Linked DNA regions of Homo sapiens: all the other regions are linked to region 2. Evidence: chromatin loops called from intact Hi-C (ENCODE). Cell type or tissue: B cell. All regions are shown on one strand.

Region 1 (5,000 bases), 410 kb after region 2:
AAACAGACAAATGGGATTGTATCAAGCTAAAAAGCTTCTGCATGGCAAAGGAAACAATGAACAAAGTGAAGAGACAACCTATGGGGTGGGAGAAAATTTGCAAACTATCCTTCTGACAAGAGATTAATAACCAGAATATATAAGGAACTCAAACAGCTCAATAGCAGAAAAACAAATAATCTGAGTAAAAAATGGGCAAAAGACCTGAGTAGGCATAAAGACATACCAGTGGCCCACAGGTATACGAAAAAATGTTCAGCATCACTAATCATCAGGGAAATGCAAATCCAAACTACAATGAGATATTATCACACTCCAGTTTGAATGGCTGTTATCAAAAAGACAAAAAATTACAAATGCTGTTGAAGGTGTGGAGAAAGGGGAACTCTTACATACTATTTGTGGGAATGTAAAGTAGTACAGTTATTAAGGAAAACAGTATGGAGGTTTCTCAAAAAAACTAAAAATAGAGCTAGCATATGATTCAGCAGATTCACTGCTGAATATATGTCTAAAAGAAAGGAAATCATTGTTCCAAATGATACCTGCACTCTCATGTTTACTGCAGCACTATTCACAATAGGCAAGATGTGGAATCAACCTAAGTGTCCATCATCAGGTGGATGGATAAAGAAAATGTGGTATGTATACACAATGGAATATTATTCAGCCATAAAAAAGAATAAAATCCCGTTATTTACAGCAAAATGGAACTGAAGATCATTATGTTAAGTGAAATAAACCAGGCACAGAAAGACAAATATCACACGTTCTTCCTCAGATATAGGAGCTAAAAAAGTGGATTTTATGGAAGTAGAGAGTAGAATGGTGGTTACCAGAGGCTGGGAAGCGAAGAGGGGAATGAAGAGAAGTTGGTTAATGGGTACAAAAATGCAGTTAGGTAGAAGTAATAAGTTCTAGTATTTGATACTAAAGTAGGGAAATTAAAGTTAACAGTAATTTATTGTGTGTTTCCAAATAGCTGGAAGATAATTATAATGGTTCCAACATGGAGAAAAGATAAATGTTTGAGGTGATGGATATCTCAGTTACCCTGATTTGATCATCACACATTGTATACGTGTATCAAAATACCATATGTACTCCCAACATATGTATAACATCAATTTAAAAAAGAGAATCTGAGCTGTAGTTAAATAATGTGGCTATGATATTATCCTGAATCAGTGGCACAGCTGGGAGTAAAATCAGGTCTGTTTCCATTCCAGAGTTCTTTTCATTAGTCTTAGAATAAATTGCCAAAAATCCCTTTGAGACACTGACCTGTAGCACTGGCCACAACTTCAAGCAGAAACAATATAAGTTAACATTTTAGAAGCTGGCATTTCTGTAGCTCTGCAGATTGGGAAAGATACCTTTAAAAGGAATGGTGTATCTCTCTCTGCTTGCCCTCTGATGGAAGTGTTGTTTAGCAACAGCATCTATAAAAGATCAGTGAGAGGCAGGTAATAAGGAACCAGATAATTCTTAAATGAGTAATTCTTTTACCATCAAGAATTTCTTATGTAATGAAAAATCGCTTGTACCCCAAAAGCTATTGAAATTTAGAAAATGTTAAAAAAGAATTTCTTATACATACAAATCCTTGTCTCACCATTAAAATGTAAAATTAGATTTTCATAAGACTTATTAATTAAACATGTTCTACGTCATTCAACAGCATCCAACAAATAATTTGTTGAGTGCCTTTATACCAAGTGCTAGGGTTAGAGTGATGAGCAGAAGACTTATACTTTACTGAAATAAACAGTTGTTGAAGTAACAATCATACAGATAAGTAGTTATAGTTATTTAAATGCTATGCATAAAAGCTACTAAGGGATTAATAATCAGGGGCTGGGTGTGGTGTCTCATACCTGTAATCTCAGCACTTTGAGAGGCAGAGGAGTTCAAGAGATCAGCCTATGCAACATAGCAAGACCCTATCTCTACAAAAAAAGGAAAAAAAAGGTTATATAGTAATGTTCAGAAAGGTTCACTTGAAGAATTAAAGTTTTAGCTGAGATATGAAGGTTTAATGAAACAAAAAGGTGGAGGGATAGCAAAAAGGAGCTTATACTCAGCAAACAGCACGTACAGAGGCCCTGAAGAAGGACATAGTATGATCTGTCCTAAGAAATGAAAGACAACTAGAGTATTTGGAACAGAGAATGCTAATAAAAAATGCAAGTCCTGGTCATGAGAAGAGAAGTGAAGGTGTTTACTAAGTATCACCAAGGAAACCACAGCAAAAGGAGAAGTGAATCTCCCCCCAAAATAAATGGTTCTGTTAGATCTGTTGTTTTAAAGATTCGTTGTCAAGACCACTACAATTTTCAATTTGCTAAGCAGAGTATTACTAAGATTTGGGCAGTTTTAATATGTTCTTTTTCATTTGATTTTTCTTCCTTTCTGTACTGACTTACTGGAAATTGTGGGATGACTTTGATGTGCTGAAGTGTTTAGATCAGGAATTTTCACTGTTGAACAGTCATAGAGAGAATCTTATCTTGTTTTCTTGGCTGGGGATTTTGTGTGGGCGTGTGAGGTACAGCTGCACCATGAGTTTTTTGGCAGTGAGGACAGGGCAATTCTCAATGCAGTTCATCTTGAATAGGAAGAAACTTAAGAGTAAAAAGTCTACTTTGAATGCACTAAATTCAGTGGAAAACACCCAGGGCCTGAACCTTCAGCTGACATCCTGTTACTTGGTTAAATGGATACAGCAGCCTCAGGCCCATGTCCAGGTTTTATGGTAGGAACACATGAAGGGGAGAACAGTCAAGGCTTTGTTTCAATATAAAACTATCAGTTACCACATCTAGTTTTAAATGTTTTTGGTTTTTGTTTGTGGTTTATTTAAGCTTTTTCTCTAAAGAACACTTAATAAAAAAGGCAGATTGATGGAAACCTAGCTTTGCTTGCAAGTATGAATTCATATTTTTATGTAGCTTATCAGAAAGATTTTTTTCAGATTTATTTATATACAGATGGATTCCCAGATCTGCTTTTATTGCTCACGTTTTCTTCACTCTCCCTTGATCTCTTCTGTAGTCTATAAGCATTAACCCTCAAATTAAATGCAGACAGTATAGAACTATTCATTTGTAAGCACACTTACATCCTTCCCTTTGCATAAACTCATCATTACTCTTCATAAGCAGAAACCTCTGAACTGCGTCCAGCGCTTAACTGCTTGTTTATATCTTTACTGTTATTTAGTATTACTACTTTCAGAGTAGTATAAAGTTTTGTTCTGTGAACAGTTTGCCTGAGTTCAAATCCAGTCCTGCTGCTTACTTTGTTGGTTCCATTAGCTTTTTAGTTTTTAACTTCCAAAATAAAGATAATTATGTTAGAACCTCGTAAGTTTTTTTTAAGACTTAAGAAAATGCATACAAAGGACTTAATTTAAAATAAATATCCAGGAGAAGAGATGCTAGTTATTTTATTCTTGATTTAGGTCCAGTCTTCTAGAATCTATTAATAGCTGTCTTTTCTGGTTGATGTCATTTAGTCTAAAGATCATCTGTATGTTGGTGACTTCCCACCAATACCTCTGTTCCTAACCTCACTTTTTCCTAAGCTCCAGACTTGCAGATCTGACTGCTGCTCTATTATCTACACTTAAATGTCAAATGCATACTTCAAACATAACGTGTCTTAAAACAACTTTTGATCTCTGTCACCGGCCCCTGCTCGTTTCCCCAATCTTTTCCTCCCCATTCTTTTCTATCTCAGTTAATGGTAGCACCCTCTGTACTTTTGGCTTTTGTTTAGCTACCAGCCCCTGTCCATTTCATCAGCGCATCTTAATAGCATTATCCCCAGAATATATCCTGAATCTGACTCCTTGTTGTCATCTTATCTACTACTATCATAGTCTAAGATGATGACCCTTTCCTGTCTAGGCAATTATATAAGGAATGGTCTTCTTATTTCTCCGTATTTCATGATAAGACTGGACCATTTTTAGTCTTATCATGAACAATCTATTCTCCACATTGAAGAACAACATTCTAAAAAAAGATTATTCCCCTTCTTTTTATTGAAATTAGAAAACTGTCCAGAGTTCTTGAAAGCCTTTCATGACCTAGCTCCTCTCTGACTTTCTGCCAGTCTCTCAAACACTGCTAGTTCATTCCATCTGAAGGCTTTTTTTTACAGCCTTTTCCTCTCTTTGGGATATTTTTCACCCATGTCTTCACAATGGGACTCCTTGCAATTTTTAGGTCTCAGATGTCAGCTCCTTAGAGAGGCTTACCCTGACATCTTTCCTGCTTTTCTTAAGTTAATCACTATCTGAAATTTCCCTTCCTCTTCTTCCTTCTTTCATAAAGTGCCCCTCCCCAAACCCAAAGGAATTTAAGTTCCATACAAGGACTTTATCCGTTTTATTCACTGCCATATGCCCAGTGCTTAGAATGAAATCTGGTATTCAGAATGTTTTCGGTATTACAATACTATATGGGTGGATGGCTAGATGAAAGAATGAACAAGTATGTATCTGGTAATTTTCTACAACCAGAAAAATGATAGATTATTTCATTCTTACAAACTTGTATAGGTGTTTATTTTCGAATTAATCATGCTAATCTTTGTCCTAATTGCTTTTACTATCACTTCTGTTTTTGATTGTAAGGCTTTCTTCTTCTCATAGAGTGCTAGATACAGTTTTGGTACTTAATGTTGATTAAATTGAAAATGCAATCTAATATCTTTATATTCTCTGAAATTATAGAATATGTATTTCTGAAAGCAGGTGTGTTTAAAATATGCATTCCCCTTTTATCTCCTGCAGTTCATAATTGGACCCTTGAAGACACTCTTCAGTGGTTGATAGAGTTTGTTGAACTACCCCAATATGAGAAGAATTTTAGAGACAACAATGTCAAAGGAACGACACTTCCCAGGTGAGTCTTTGTTATGCAAATGTATTTTCCACTCAGGGAGAATTATATGCTAGATGTCATTTCCCCATACTGAATCTACAAGTTACT
Region 2 (5,000 bases):
ATGGTGTATATGTGCCACCAGATTTTCAAGGCCAAATTCCGCCTTGTGGGATGGAGATGGTAATCTGTACCTTCAGTTTCTTGTGAGACAATGACTTTACAGTAATAAAATTTCCAGACACACAGGTGGGAGACTGAAGTGGTCTATCTATCATTATAACTCTTTGTATAGCAGCCACATAATTCCTTTGGGACTGAAATTTCTTGAAAGAAAGGACCATTTCTTACTTATCTTTGTATTCCTTGCCATTTCTTGCCTAGAGCAGGTGTTCTGAAAAGTTTTGCTAAATCGAATTGGAAATAGAGAACAAAGACCATTCTGTAATTAAATTATACTCCGACACATCTGCTTCTATGTATGTAAAAAACAATTTAAAGATATTAGGATTAAGGGACTTTTTTTTTTTTTGCTTGGACATGCTTTCCGAATTAGAGCCAAACTTCGTAATTGTTGCTTTAAGCTTATAATTGTTCTCTTCTTTAACAAAATTATTTAAGTCTCCATCTGTGCAAGGAATAGTTCTGGGCACTTTCACATATGTTGCTATGTTTATTTAGTTACTTTCCATTCCCTTGTCAATAGTACTGGGCATTATTTTTATTTAATTATCACAGTTTCAATATTTAATTTATTAATATATATTAATAGTCTAATACTTGGTACATTTGTTCCTCATACTGTCTCCTTAGTTGGATATTTTACACTCTTGATACAGAGAAGAAAATGAAACTGATAGGGAAAGAGACTCATGCAATTCCCAGGGTACATACTAGGAAGGAAGCCAGAATGTTTTCTGACTCCAGGCACTATCTATGCCTTTTCTTCTGCTCTACAGCTTCATCCTTCCCTTCAACGCTCTACTAATCTTTTCAGCTGAAGCATCTTTATCTCTTTGGCAGCTAATCACTCCACTTCTTTCAATCTCAAAGGGACTGTTATGGTAGTGCTCTCTCTCCTCTCTCTGCCTCTTCTTTCTCTCTGTTCAAAGTGAGGTTTGTGGTGGGAATTCATGGATGGGTGGACAGTTGAGATGGAAGGACTATAAAGAGTTGACAATATCTACTTATCTGCAGCTTTGAGAAATTCTGAGTTGTGAGAGAATGTTTTGTAGAGAAACTGCACTTTAGAGAGTCTGTCATTAATTGCCTTTAAGTGCTTTGTTTCTTTCCTGGCTGCCTCTTTCTAAACTTGGTTTGATAAACCAACTTTACCAAATTATTTAGAATTTGTACTTATCATCCCAGTATTCTGGATGGTGGTGTTATAAATGTCAGAGTGCTGTGCATAGAGGCCCGGGTCCAGTCCCTTTGAATTCATATTATTTCCTGCTTTAGTCCTTTGCTATTCAGAATGTAGTCTTTGGACCATCGGCATCATAATTTCTTGGACTTGTCAGAAATGCGGTTTACCAGTTCTCACCAGAGTCCTATTGAATTAGAATCTACATTTGATTGAATGAGATCTCTTTGTTTCTAGTTAGTCTAGAGTAGCTTTTGCAGCAATCTTGGTTTGTTTTCTTAAAATCCTACTTCTGCTTTGCTTAAAATATGCATATACACATTTGAACTCAATTTTGATTATTTTTGTGAGGTTATTCTAATGTATTTTTCACTAGGCCTTTTTTGGGGGGGGAAGGGAGGTGCCGTTGGCCTTTGGGGATGTCATTCAATAATTTAAGTCAGTTACTTTTAGTTCTGCTAAAAATCTTTTGTGCATTTCCTTGAAGGCAAGAACCATATTTTATTAAACCTTTGTGCCCACACAGTTCCTTTTATGTAAATGTTCAATAAGTTGAAAGCTGAATGAATTATGAATAAATGCTTGAATGAATGAATATACGGAAGAGGATGAATCTAGACGGTAAATTCCTGGAAGACTTGGACAATGTCTTATTCATCCTTGAATTGCTAATGCTTTGCAGAAAACCTACAAATAATGCCTGTTGGTTAATTTGTAGTTGTTAGATGAGACGAGATTGTCTACTTATTCCTGGTATAAGACTCTAGAGAATAGAAACGAGAGAAAATGAAGTAAAATGGAGTGCTATGGTACAGTGCTAGGCACCTTCACGATTTTTACCTCAGCTAATCATCACAACATCCTGCAAACTGGGTGTTATTTTACAGAGGCGGAAACTGTAACACGTTTACGCAGGTAGTGTCAGAGCCTAACAATTCGTGGTTGTAATTCGCAGTATCATTGCGTGCCACAGTCCTGTTTCTGCAGAAATTGAGAGGTGGAAGAGAATGATCCTTTATATAGTAAAACGCACAATTCTCCGTGTCCCCCTTGTGCATCAGAGGCGCTGTGGCTCTGAAAGAATGAGCTTTCTTGCCTTTCAACCATAGACAAGGCAGGAACAACGGTGTGAAAAGCGTCCTCCCCGCCCCGGTCTTTTTCCGCCGGCGGAACGCAGATGCTGTGGCCTTCAGGCGCTGAGGGGACCAGAGAGGGACGGACACAAGGCTCGGCAGTTGCCTGGTAACGCCCGCTGGAGGAGTCCCAGTGTAATAAGGTCCCGGAGAAGTGTCACTGGCCCTGAGTGGGACCCGGTAGCCCGTTCGCTCCGCGCCGGCGGCCTGTCCCCGCGGCTTGGCGGGCTAGGGCAGGGGAAATGTTGCAGGAGGAGTCGGACCTCTCTCTCATTATTGCCCAGATAGTCCAAAAGCTCAAGGGCTCCAATTTGTACTCTCAGCTGGAACGGCAGGCCTGGGTAAGTGAGGCCGAGTGGGAAGGGATGCAGACGGGCGGGGCCGCGGCGATGTCTCTTCTTCACCCTCCTCACCCAAGCCAGAGCTCGCCTCTGACCTCTCCAGCTCCGCTCTGGTGCTCAAAAAACAAACAGACAAAAACAAAAACAAAAACAAAAACAAAAACAAAACAAAACAAAAAAACCCCACCTCCCTGTCCGGTGCAAGCTGTGCTGCCTCAGCCCCAGGCGTGGTTAATAGATTTTTAAAGAAGGGTGGGGCGCATCACACCTTTTTTTCAGACCAGAGAAACGCTTACTCATTTATCTATTCCTGTAGTCATTTACAGGGTCTAATTTTTTAAGCTGCTGGACTCACTGAAGGTAGCTTGGACCATGCCTTCCCTCACTTTTTCCGTCCTGTGGGTGGACTTGGGCCCCCAAGTACCTTTCTGCTTTCTCGTCAATGTATCACTTTCTTGCAGTTTACCCTCCCTGCAATTATTCCTCGTCTATCCGTCCACCACCTAGCATTTATTGGATATTTTATAACATGCTAGGCACTGAGGATGCACAGATTGATTGAGATCCTTGCCTTTTTGTGACTCATATAAATGAAATCATACAGTTTGTACATTTTGTGCCTGCTTTCTGGCATTAACACAGTGCTTTTGAGATTCATCCATTTTGTTGATATTTCAGTAGTTCTGTTCCTTTTTATTGCTGAGTAATATTTCAGTGTTTGAATGTACAATGGCTTGTTTATTCATCATTGTGTGAAGGGCATTGGGTTGCTTTCTGGTTTTAGAGATTATAAGTAAAGCTGATATATACATTCTAGTATACGATTTTGCTTGGATATTTGTTTCTTTTTTTCTTGGATAAATACCTAGGATTGGAATTGCTGACTTGTATGGTAAGTGTAATGTTTCATTCTATGAGAAACTGTCACACTTTTCCAAAGTGGCTGTATCATTTTCCATTCCCACAAGCAATTCTGAGAGTTCCAATTGTTTTGCGTCCTTGATAGCGCTTGATGCTGCCAGTCTTTTATTTATTTTTATTAATTAATTATACTTCTCTAGTAGAAGTGTAATAGTATCTTATTGTAGCTTTTATTGCATTTCCCTAATGACTAATGATATTAAGCATTTTCTTATGTGCTTATATCTTTTTTGGTGAGGTAGTCTTCAAATCTTCTGCCCATTAAAAAAAAAATAGTGTTGTCTTCTTATTGTTGAGTTGTAAGGATTCTTTCTATATGATGTAAGTCTTTATCAGATGTGCGTCTTGCAAATATTTTCTCCCAGTCTGTGGATTATCTTTTTTTTTTGAGACGGAGTCTTCCTCTGTCACCCTGGCTGGAGTGCAGTGGTGTGATCTCGGCTCACTACAACCTCTGCCTCCCAGGTTCAAGTGATCCTCCCGCCTTCGCCTCCTGAATAGCTGGGATTACAGGCATCCACCACCATGCCCAGCTAATTTTTTATGTTTCCAGTAGAGATGGGGTTTCACCATGTTGGCCAGGCTGGTCTTGAACTCCTGATCTCAAGTGATCTGCCTGCCTCAGGCTCCCAAAGTGCTGGGATTACAGACGTGAGCCACCACACCCTGCCCAGTCTGTGGATTATCTTTTCATTTTCTCAACTGGGTCTTTGAAAGAGAAAAATGCTTAATTTTGGTGACATAAATTTTTATCAATTGTTTTATGATTTGTGCTTTTTGTTCCCTACCTAAAAGTGTTTGCCTAACTCAAGGTCTTAAAAAAGTTTCTACTATGTTTGTTTGTTCTAGAAGTTTTATAGTTTTAGCTTCTACATTTAGGTCTGTGATCCTAAATGTAGAAGTGTGATCCATTTTGTGATCCATTTGAGTTAATTATTGTATATGGTGCAAGGTAAGCTTTTTTTTTTTTTTTTTTGCATATGGATATCCAGTATTTCCATTACTGATTTGCTGAAAAACCTATCCTTTCTCTGCTAATTTCCTTGGCACCTTTGTCGAAAATCAATTACACACACACACACAAAATTTCTGGCTCTCTATTTTGTTCCATTGATCTATTTGTTCATCATACAATACCACACTGTCTTGCTTTTTGTAACTTTATAGTAAGCCTTGAGATCAAAGTCCTCCAAATTTGTTCCTTTTTTTCCCAAAATTATTTTGGCTATTCTAGGTCCTTTGCTTTGCTATATAAATTTTAGAATCCTCTTATAAATTACTACAAAAATTGTTGAAAATTGGATTGGGATTATGTTGAATCTGTAGATCAATTTGGGGAGAATCGAGATTTTTAGCAATATTAAAT
Region 3 (5,000 bases), 720 kb before region 2:
AACCTTGTGGCATAAATATTAAATAATAATATCTCTTGGGCAAAAAAATATCATTCATGTTAACTGACAACTTCTTATGAAAATATGAAGTAAGCCCAACCACACAATTTGATATTGGCTAATTCTGAAATATGAGTAAAAGCACGGATTGCTCAACAGGTAGATGCACAGGCAGAATTATAATTTGCATTTTTACACCTTCTTGCTTCAAGAAATGAAACATTCAAGAAGTAAAAAACGTTAAAAGAAACGGGCTGAGTGGCAAATTTCTTCAGAATCAAATTCTAATTTCTGCCAGTATCTCCTAAGCAGTTTTTAGCTTCCAAAAAGAAAGACTCCAAATAATGACAATGCCACATAAGTGAAATGAATTCTGGACAATGACACTGCTCTTTTTTTTTTTTTTTTTGGCATTCTGTGAATTTCCTATTACATCAGTTTCATGATTCAGCATTTTCCATTTCATTTATTTACAGTAATATATGGCGAGATAACCCAAGGTTTCTGCAGGATTGTGGAACATAAGTTACTCTGGGCAGGAAGGGTGTCGCCTTCTGTAAATTTACTATTGTTTAGGAGAACTCAAAACAGAAGCAAGCAAGCCCTCAAAGGAACTGAGAAAATTTCTCCCCACTTTGTTCTGAGGGGTCTCAGCTACTCTGGTATTTAAAATAAATGGGTTTTGAAAAATAGGTTACTGCCCTTTAGTTGATGACTAAAACAGAAGCCAAGAAGTGTGCAAATTGCAAACTGACATGCATGAGCCAAACATATTCTCTGAAATGACAATGTTCAAGACGCAGCTAAAGTCACCACTCTGGCGGTAAGCGTGTTACAGAGAACTAGATTTCTTTCCGGCATCCGCAACTTGGCTGGAGTGACCAAGGAGGAGTTGAAGAGCGCTGGAGATGCGAGGTGCGTTGGCAGAAAACTGTCCGGGCCGGGAGGACCCGGTGGAAACTAAAAGGAGGGTCGACGCGGGTGGCGGGCGCCGAGAGTAAGAGGCGAAGTTGGGCACGGGAAGGAAAGGAGCTGCGAGAAGATTGAGAGGGAAGCCCAGGAGGGGTGGGGGGTTGGGGGGTGCTGGAGACTGCGCGCGGCGGGGCGGGGAGCGAACTCCGGGCGGCGAGGCTCCCGGGTGGAGTCGAGGACAAGAAGGGGTCTCGAGGGTAACCCGACCCGGGTCTAGAGAGAGTCCAGGAGGGAAAGGAATGAGCACGAGCGAGAGAGCAGCTTGGCAAGTCCGGTCCAAGCGCCCCTCTCCACGCCCGGGGTACCTATCCCAGGTGCCGGGAACGCCCGGGGCGCAGCGACGAGGAAGAGAGAAAACTAGCAGCGGCGTCCCCGCCCCGCGTGGCGGGTGTCCCCGGCCGCCCCCACCCGCGTCCCCGGGGCCCCGCGCGGAGGGGAAGACCCGGGCAGGGTCCGGCGCTCACCAGGTAGCAGAGCAGGAGCAGCGCGCAGGCAGAGCGGCCGCCGAGGCCCTGGGGGACGCCGCCACTCGGGACCATGGCTGCGGCCCGGGGGCCGACCGCGAGCGGCGGGGGTTGCTGCTGCTGCTGCCGCGGCCACCCGAGCCCCGCGCCGCGCCGCTGCATGGCGAGGCCGCCCGGATCCGGGCCGGAACAGGTCACCTGGTGCAGGGACCGGCCCCCGCCCGAGGCGCCACCTTCCCGCCCGCCCCCGGCCGGGCCGGCCGCCGCGCGCGGGGCCACCTGCCGCCACCTCCGGACCCGCCGCCGCCGCCACTGCCGCTCCCGCCGTCGCCGCCCCCGCAGCCCCAGCCGAGCGCCGGCTCCTCCCCGCCTCCCCGTCCCCGTCCCCTCCCTCCCCTCTGCCTCCCTGCCCAGCCCTCCTCCCGGCCGCTCCCTCTGGCCCCCGGGCTTCCACCCCTCGGAGCAGCGGGCGCCCACGCAGGTGGGCACCGACCCGGGTCCCGCCCCTTGGCCGCCGCCACCCCCCGCCCGGGTCGCTGGGCCCCGGCGCACCCCCCTTTCCCTTTCTCTCTGCTCCTCCCCCGCCCCCCTTCCGCGCTCCTGCTCTCTGCGATCCCCCTCCTCTCCCTCCGGCTCCCTCTTCCTTCTCCCCTCGCGCTCCCAAACCCCCTCTCTTTTTCACTTTCTCCTTTTCCTCCCTTTCCTCTTTCTCCCTTCCCATCCTCTTCCTCGCTTCCGCATTCTTCCTCTCCCACCCACCCCTTTTGCGGGTCGCACAGACCAGTTCCCGCCCGTGCAATGGGTTTTTGTCTGGTTGCTTTTTTGGCCGGGGCGCCATTCCCGCAGGGCGCAGGGCGAGTGTGCCCCCTGGAGTTGTGCCGCGCAGCTGCCCGGCTCCCAGGCCTTCAGGATGGATTTTGACCCCTGCCAACCTCCACCTGTCCACCTGCGGGGTTGGGACTGCCTCCTTGCTGGCATGTTTGCAGCCGGGCTGCGCCCCACCCTGCCGGCTGGTTCGCGGCACGTTCTGGATGTTTCCCGAGGGTTTTGTGTGGTGCCGCCGCCACCGCCACCACTGCGCTCTTTGTTTTAATTGTCCAGAGTATTGGCACCCAGGACGGGTTTGTATTTGATTTGCATCCCTGTGCTCCGGCTTCCACTTTGGACTGAGAAAAAAATGAATTAATTAGGTCAATACAGTAATACTGGAGCCCCAAATGAAAGGGGTGAGGCCCTGGAAGTGCGCAAACAGCTTTTTAAAAAACCAGGACACATCCTCGGCCTTGGGGACGCAGGTTGAGACTGGCTGCTCTCCGACCCGGGTTCTGCGGCCTGGCGGGGAGGGGCCTCCGGCCGGCGGGACCACCAGCTCGCCGCCGGCCTTGGCTTTCAGGGAAGCGCTTGGCTGTGTCTAGCGGCTCCGACAACTATCTGGGCCCGCAGCTGCTGCTCTGAAACAGTTAATCCACCTTCCAAAGTTCGCAGAAGCTTCCCTTTAGCACTGGTAGATTTGTGCGGATTGGAACTAATAATAGCCTGGGAGCCTGAGAGGCCACAGCCCTTTCCCTGTGCCACGAGCATAGGTCAAGTCACAACAGACGTCGGGGAGAGGCTGGTGGTGAGACGGGGTGCCCGGGATGGTTTGACGGGCGTGGACGCGCCCTCAGCTGCTTCAGTACAGGCCTGGCCACACCAGGCATGGTGGCTCCTCAGCTGTCGTCCACTTTTTTTTAGGTCACCTAAGAGCTGTGGCCTTGTGTGAGTTCCCTGGCCTTATTCCACCGGTTCTCAAACTTCAGAATTACCTGGAGGGATTGTTAAAACACAGATTCCTGGACTTCAGCCCTAGAATTTCTGACTCAGTTGGTCCTGGGAGGGACTTGAGAATGTACCTTTCTAACAAGCTCCTGGGTGATGTTAACGCGCTGGTTCAAACAGCCCTCCTCCATTTCCAGAACTATTGGCTTTTAGGGAACTGGGCTCCTGCTCCTCCCAGCCAGCTGCCACCACATTAAAGCATTTTGGGGGTTTTGACAGATGCTCCCACTATCTCTGTTCCACTTCTGCAGAAACAAAGCACTTAACATTCTTCTGTGTGACGTGGAAAACATTTATTCTATCGAGTGTCCAAGGGAACAAAAGATTTGGTGGCTTTGTCCCAGATCCTGTCTATATCTTTTCCATCAGGTCAAAATACAGACTATGCTTTTAATGTATATGGAAGGAAAATTGTCGGCCAGTTCAGGGGGAAGGGGCTTCAACAGGCATTGCAGCATTTCTAGGGTTGCCACCTGTCTTCCTGGGCCACGCTCCGGAGTTTCTCTCCTCCCACATTGTACACAGATTCTGTTGGTCTTCGGGGAGCTAAATGGTTCCTCGGGGTTGTTTGTAATCAGGATTCATGGAATTGGGAGTTTTCAAGGCCTTGTGAGCTTTGAGGATTTGGGTTTACCTAAGTGTAGGTAAGCAGAGTGCCCCACTGGAGGCTGGACTGTTTCTAACTTGCCATATCCAACTGCTCACTTCTCCCCTACTCACTCATCTCCTATTGTGTTCCTACTGTGGACTGGGCACCACCTGAGGCCCCAGGATTCCAGAGGTAGGCAGGAAGGCTCTGTTTCTGCAAGGAGCACCAGGCATGCAGAAAACCGGCCAGAGTTTGGTCTTCTAAGAGGGATGTGTGAGTTGCTCTCTCATCCTGAGCTAGAGGTGGTGGGATTAACTGCTTCATCCTGTGTTGGAGAGGGGGAGAGAAAAAGTCAAGATTTCTTTTCACGGGGGAGTGGGACGTTTTGATCCAGAAGACAGAATCAGCTCTTACTTTTGCGTCTCTCCAGCAGTTTGTGTCAGTCATTGAAAGGGCGTGGTCTGATTTCAGAAGAAAGCCCTTTATTTAAAAAGAAATATATCTTCCCATTGTCCCATGGAAGGGCTTGAAATCTCACCATTACAATTCATCAGTTTAAATTAAGTTTTAATACTCCACTAAAAGTCGAAGGCCCCAGGGGGAGATTGGCCTCCCTTATTACTGCCTTGGTGTGAGTCAGTTTATCACATGCCCTTGGAAAGGGACCAATTCCACACCTCAACACGGGAAAGGACAAAGGCACAGAGTCCTGAGCTCATCATGGCCCGCCCCTAGGAGGAGACTTCAGAGGCCTGGAGGGAGGGGCTGGAGAAAGGACTGCATCTGCATGCCTAGGTGGCACATCATAGCATTCCAGGTGAGATGTTCTGAGACTCTGAAATTTTTTTTCTTTTTTTTTTCTTTTTGAGACGGAGTCTCACTGTGTTGCCCAGGCTGGAGTGCAGTGGCGTGATCTCAGCTTACTGCAACCTCCACCCCCTGGGTTTAAGCTATTCTCCTGCCTCAAGCCTCTAGAGTAGCTGGGATTACAGGCACCTGCCACCATGCCCAGCTAATTTTTGTATTTTTAGTAGAGATGGGGGTTTCACCATGTTGGCCAGGTTGGTCTTGAACTCCTGACCTCGTGATCCACCCACCTAGGCGTCCCAAAGTGCTGGGATTACAGGCGTGAGCCACCATGCCTGGCCCAAAATGGT
Region 4 (5,000 bases), 430 kb after region 2:
CAGTCTTTGGGACTCTGCACGTTGCACACAGCTCCTCCCTAGATGAGGTAGACCACAAAATTCTGGAAGCAAAGTAAGAATGTTGTTTTCACTTTTATTTGATTTATGTTTATTGTGTTAAAATGAGTAATTTGTGAACAATTTATATTTATCATTTATATAATTACATAATTTACATTAGTTTTAAGAGTGGGTTATTTCTTCTTGAAATTAGTTAATTGCCATGGTCTGTTCATGTATTGCCTTTTTTCAGTGCCATATTAAAGACCTTTTGATGCAGTAAGTAATTTCTTTATTGGCTTTTCCAGGAAAGCTCTCTCTGAGTTGACAACTTGTTTACGAGAACGACTTTTTCGCTGGCAACAAATTGAGAAGATCTGTGGCTTTCAGATAGCCCATAACTCAGGACTCCCCAGCCTGACCTCTTCCCTTTATTCTGATCACAGCTGGGTGGTGATGCCCAGAGTCTCCATTCCACCCTATCCAATTGCTGGAGGAGTTGATGACTTAGATGAAGACACACCCCCAATAGTGTCACAATTTCCCGGTAAGTGGCAATTTCAACAAAAATTGTTGGTACAGGTTTTAAAGTAATTTTCTCCTATGTCCTTTTAGGAATCATGTACTTCGAAATCTGTGAGAAAAAATTGGGTTTATCCTTCATTTTCTCTTTCTTTTTGTTAGTAATTTAAATATTTACTATTTGAGAATACCATATGCAATGCATATATCAATACTTTGTGTATATTTATATTATATATTTATACACACACTTTAAAGAAATCTGAATGCTTTATAAATTTGATTATTAAGTGTTTATTTGAGCAACTGTTATATATAACATTATATTGTTGAATATAAGACTTTTTTTAAAACATTGCTTGTAATTAAATTGAAATGAGGAGTCATATAAAAACATAATTGACAGTAAAGATAGCACACTATAAATGCCAAATCAGTGTGGGAATGAAGTGCTGAGCATTCAGGGAAAATATCCTTTCAAATGGCCGCTTAATGTATAGTAGGAATAAAAATTAGGGGAAGATCTTGGAAACAGGGATTTGAATCCTAGCTCTACCACTAACTAACTCCAGGTATGTACTTGTATTATTTTGCTGGTTTTACTTCTCTGGTTTGACAGCAGACAGTTAATGCAAGGAGAGTGAGGCGGCACTCAACTCTTAAAAGAGGCAGGAAGAGTGGACAGATTGTAAATACAGCAAAACTAGAAGTGTGTGACTGCATTCATTTCACTTGCTCCACACTGCAAGGTCATGACGGTTGCAAAGTTATGTCTAGATCTGGGCCAGCTCTGCAGTTAGAATATTCTCAGTTTGTATTTGTTTATTTGAATTATATGCACTTAAGCTTGCCAAATGCAACACTGATTCATAAGTACACGCTTTTGTTTGAAAACTATAGCTTTTAAAAGTTGAATTTCCTCCTTAAAATCCGTGTTTAATATCTGAATTGTGCATGAAAGTGCATTATCTAGATTAACTAGTTTTTTTCTTTGCTTTTTAAAAAACACTTTTTGGGTTGGGGGCAGAGGTATTGGATATCCATATGTCCGTTAAAAGGAAACAATTGTACTAAATGTGAATAATTATTCTAGTTTTAAGTGATTGTGGAATACAGGCAAATTTAAACTTTTAAATCAGAAAAAAGTACAAGAGTTGATTTTAAATTTAATGTTTTAGAAATGTTGTGATCAGGCCAGGCACGGTGGCCTGTAATCCCGGCACTTTGGGAGGCTGAGGCAGGCAGGTCACTAGGTCAGGAGTTCAAGACCAGCCTGGCCAACATGATGAAATCCTGTCTCTAGTAAAAATACAAAAATTAGCTGGGCGTGGTGGTGTGCGCCTGTAATCTCAGCTACTCGGGAGGCTGAGGCAGGAGAAACGCTTGAACCCTGGAGGCAGAGGCTGCAGTGAGCCGAGATTGTGCCACTGCACTCCAGCCTGAGCGACAGAGCAAGACTCAGTCTCAAAAAAGAAAAAGAAAGAAATGCTGTGATCAGATTTATTATCTCTAAAAAATAACTCATGTCAAAGATTACAATTTGAGAGCTCTGCCTCCACCCAGTGGCACCACAGAGGTACTCCACTCTGCTTAGTTACAAAAGCCTAATTTCTGGACCTGATAAATGGGAAACTCTCGGCAATAGAAGTCTAGGGAAGGACGAAGGCTCTTCATTTCTATACCCTCCTGAGCAGTTAAAATTTTTTTTTTACCATGGATATGTGTAAATTTTACAAGTTTGAAATAATGACAAGGAAACATGCCTGTAGTATGTTAAGAACAAAGTAAAAGGTTGTAACAATATACACAGAATAATATTGTCTATGTGTAATTATATGGAAAGAAAAAACACAGAAAATATCAATGGTTAGCTCTGTGTAGATAGGGGAATGGGTGTTGTTTTCCTATTACTTTTTAAAATGTCTTTTCCTATTCTTAAATATCTGCTAAATGCTTTCCTTGGTGAGAATGTGATAACAATTTATTTAAACTTTCCTATAAAGCCATCCACACACACTTAAAGTGACTGAAAATAATATGCCCACCTACCAAAAAGATAAACAGGTTTTAACATTTTTCTTTATCTTTTTCTCTGAAATAAACTATTACAAATACACTTAAACCACATTGCCTACCCTTCCCCACTGTTTTAAAGTTGTGACTTATGCTAAAGCCTGTTGTACTTTTATTACATACATATATATCCATAACATTATATACAATGGTTGCGTGTTTAGAAGTGTATATAAATGTTATCAAACTAGGTGATATTTTACAACTCTTTTTGCTCAAAAGTTATGTTTCAAAATTTTTTCATGTTTATGTAGAGATGAATTAAAGTCACTGCTTAATGAGTTAACCATAACTTATATGTTTATTTATTGTATTTAAAAATCCATAGTTTATCCGTTTTTCTACTTTCTACTTTCTTGGCCCTTACAAACAATGTGCAACAAGCATCTTTACCTGTATTTCCTTGTGCATAACTTTGAGAGTTTCTCTGTGTGGACACCTAGAAACGGACTGCTGGGTCATTGGGAAGGCACCTTTTACTAGTCATTGTCAAGTTGCTCTCAAAATAGTTTACATACCCACTGTTTTATAAGGGTGCCTGTGTGCCTGTATCCTCATCAGTACTTGGAATAACCTGATTTACTTGTTTTGCAACTCGAATGCGTATGAAATGATACCTCACAATTATGAAAATTTTTATTTCCTTGATGACTGTTGAGGTTGAGTACCATTTCCTTTATTGGCATTTGTTGTTCAGATTTCTTCCTGAGTTGCTTGTTCTTGCTGTGGAATCCCTGCAAGATTCCATACTGATGTGGAAGTGTTCTTTCTATTTTCTGGTTATTTGAGAGTTGCAAATATCTTCTAAACTTTGGCTTTTTGAATGGCAAATTGTGAATCTGATTTGTGTTTTTTATGTCTTTTTCAACAGATGATAGGTTGTTGTTTGCTCTCCTTAGAGTTTTTAAGTTTTTCTTTAATCCATTAGCCCTTTAATCCACCTAGAAGTTATTTTTGTTCATAGTGTGAAGTTGGAATCTAAATATATCTCTTGATATACGGGTAAACAGTTGTCTCAGCTTCATTCCTGTTCTATCCTTGCTGACTTATAATACCACTTCTCTCCATAGATACATAAGTGCTCCCAGCTCTCCCATTTTGTTTCACTGGCCCTATTCTGCTTTAGTTTCTAGAGTTTTATAAAAAGTTTTGATATTTGATAAGACCAAGTCTTCCTTTATTGTTCAAATTCAGAATTTCTACCCTTAACTAATCTTCTGAATTTTAAGATCAGCTTATGAAATTCCATGAAAGGTTCCATTGGGTTTAAAAAATTTTTTTTTGAATTTGTGAATTTATTTGTGGAGAATTATTAATCAATTCCATTTATCGAGATCTTTTCTATCTTTAAGTAAAATTGATAATTTATTTTCTCTGTGCAGGTCTTGCTTTTTTTAAAAAAAGATTAATTTTAGGTACCTTAATAAATTTTTGGTAGGTATATATGTTACCTTTCTTATAAAACTGTATTTCAGATTGCTTGTTGCTGATGAGGAAATGCCGTTGGATTTGGTGTGCTGAATACAGAATACCAAATACAGAAACATATATTTAAGTATTTTATGGTAGTCTTGGATTTTTCATGTTAATACTAGTAGATTTTTTCCTCTTTATTGCCCAAGCTAAGACCTCCAGTAAAATATTGAATGAAAATGGTGACTGCAGGCAATAGGGATTGCCATTTCTGACTTTAAAGAGAATGCTGCCAGAATTTCACCAGGAAGTATTTTTTTTAATGTTTTTGGTAGATTACTTTTAAGTTAAGGAAAGTCATTTCTATTTCTGTCTTGCTAAGAATGGTTTTTTTTGGTTAATCAGTGGATATTAAATTTTACCAAATTATTTTTCTGCGTAATTTGAAGTGATCATTCGTTTTTTATTCTGCTGAATTTTAATCTGTTTAAATAAATCCTTTAAGTGTCAGTGAAACTATATTTGTCACAATGTACAATTTTTAGAATGAGTTGCGTTTGGTTCGTTATTTAGGATTTTTGCATCTTTAATCACACATTGGATTAGCCAGTAATTTTTCTTCCTGACACTATCTTAGATTTTGGTATCAAGATTATATTAACATCATAAAATAAATGAAAGAGTAGTCCCCCTCTGCCCATATATGTGGTTTTGCTTTTCATGGTTTCTAGTTACCTGTGGTCAACTGTGGTCTGAAAATAGTGAGTAGAGTACAATAAGGTATTTCGAGGTGGGGGTGGGGGGAAACCGCATTTACATAACTTTTATTACAGTATATTATTATAATTGTTCTTTTTTATTATCTGTTATTAATCTCTTGCTGTGCTTAATTTATAAATTAAACTTTATTATAGGTATGTATGCATAGGAAAAACATAGTGTGTATAGAGTTTGGGACTATCCATGGTTTCAGGCATCCACTGGGGTCTTAG

What was found. Peaks named below come from ENCODE experiments on the same cell type or tissue, not always from the same donor. Only the 100,000 strongest peaks of a DNase experiment are listed, where the experiment ranks them.
Region 1: it touches region 2 in a loop (5-fold over the local background); 15 of 110 quality-filtered maps call a loop at or near these places.
Region 3: it touches region 2 in a loop (5-fold over the local background); 6 of 110 quality-filtered maps call a loop at or near these places.
Region 4: it touches region 2 in a loop (8-fold over the local background); 28 of 110 quality-filtered maps call a loop at or near these places.

Annotation. Positions count from the first base shown.
Region 1 is chr4:26,990,578-26,995,577 of GRCh38, forward strand. It overlaps STIM2 (stromal interaction molecule 2), which reads left to right. Exons shown (of 12, transcript NM_020860.4): 4 at 4,802-4,913. Among named protein-coding and RNA genes, the nearest start is that of STIM2, 130 kb to the left of the region's middle. In B cell, no CTCF peak of the experiment used is centred here; DNase peaks (open chromatin) are centred at 2,384, 2,494 and 4,794; H3K4me3 peaks cover 3,533 bases; H3K27ac peaks cover 5,000 bases.
Region 2 is chr4:26,581,580-26,586,579 of GRCh38, forward strand. TBC1D19 (TBC1 domain family member 19) reads left to right here and starts at 2,505. Exons shown (of 21, transcript NM_018317.4): 1 at 2,505-2,713. The coding sequence starts at 2,615. RefSeq lists an enhancer at 2,733-2,822. In B cell, no CTCF peak of the experiment used is centred here; a DNase peak (open chromatin) is centred at 2,422; H3K4me3 peaks cover 1,748 bases; H3K27ac peaks cover 2,018 bases.
Region 3 is chr4:25,861,239-25,866,238 of GRCh38, forward strand. It overlaps SEL1L3 (SEL1L family member 3), which reads right to left and starts at 1,750. Exons shown (of 24, transcript NM_015187.5): 1 at 1,437-1,750. The coding sequence starts at 1,598. It overlaps LOC102723733 (a long non-coding RNA gene), which reads left to right. Exons shown (of 2, transcript XR_427503.5): 1 at 1-915. LOC124900688 (a long non-coding RNA gene) reads right to left here. Exons shown (of 3, transcript XR_007058092.1): 3 at 3,970-4,168. RefSeq lists silencers at 749-1,043, 1,314-1,773, 1,824-1,983. In B cell, a CTCF peak has its summit at 2,273 (motif pointing left); DNase peaks (open chromatin) are centred at 183, 333, 953, 1,793 and 2 weaker places; H3K4me3 peaks cover 2,760 bases; H3K27ac peaks cover 4,758 bases.
Region 4 is chr4:27,008,456-27,013,455 of GRCh38, forward strand. It overlaps STIM2 (stromal interaction molecule 2), which reads left to right. Exons shown (of 12, transcript NM_020860.4): 9 at 1-73; 10 at 309-547. Among named protein-coding and RNA genes, the nearest start is that of STIM2, 150 kb to the left of the region's middle. In B cell, CTCF peaks have their summits at 2,087 (motif pointing left) and 2,292; a DNase peak (open chromatin) is centred at 2,076.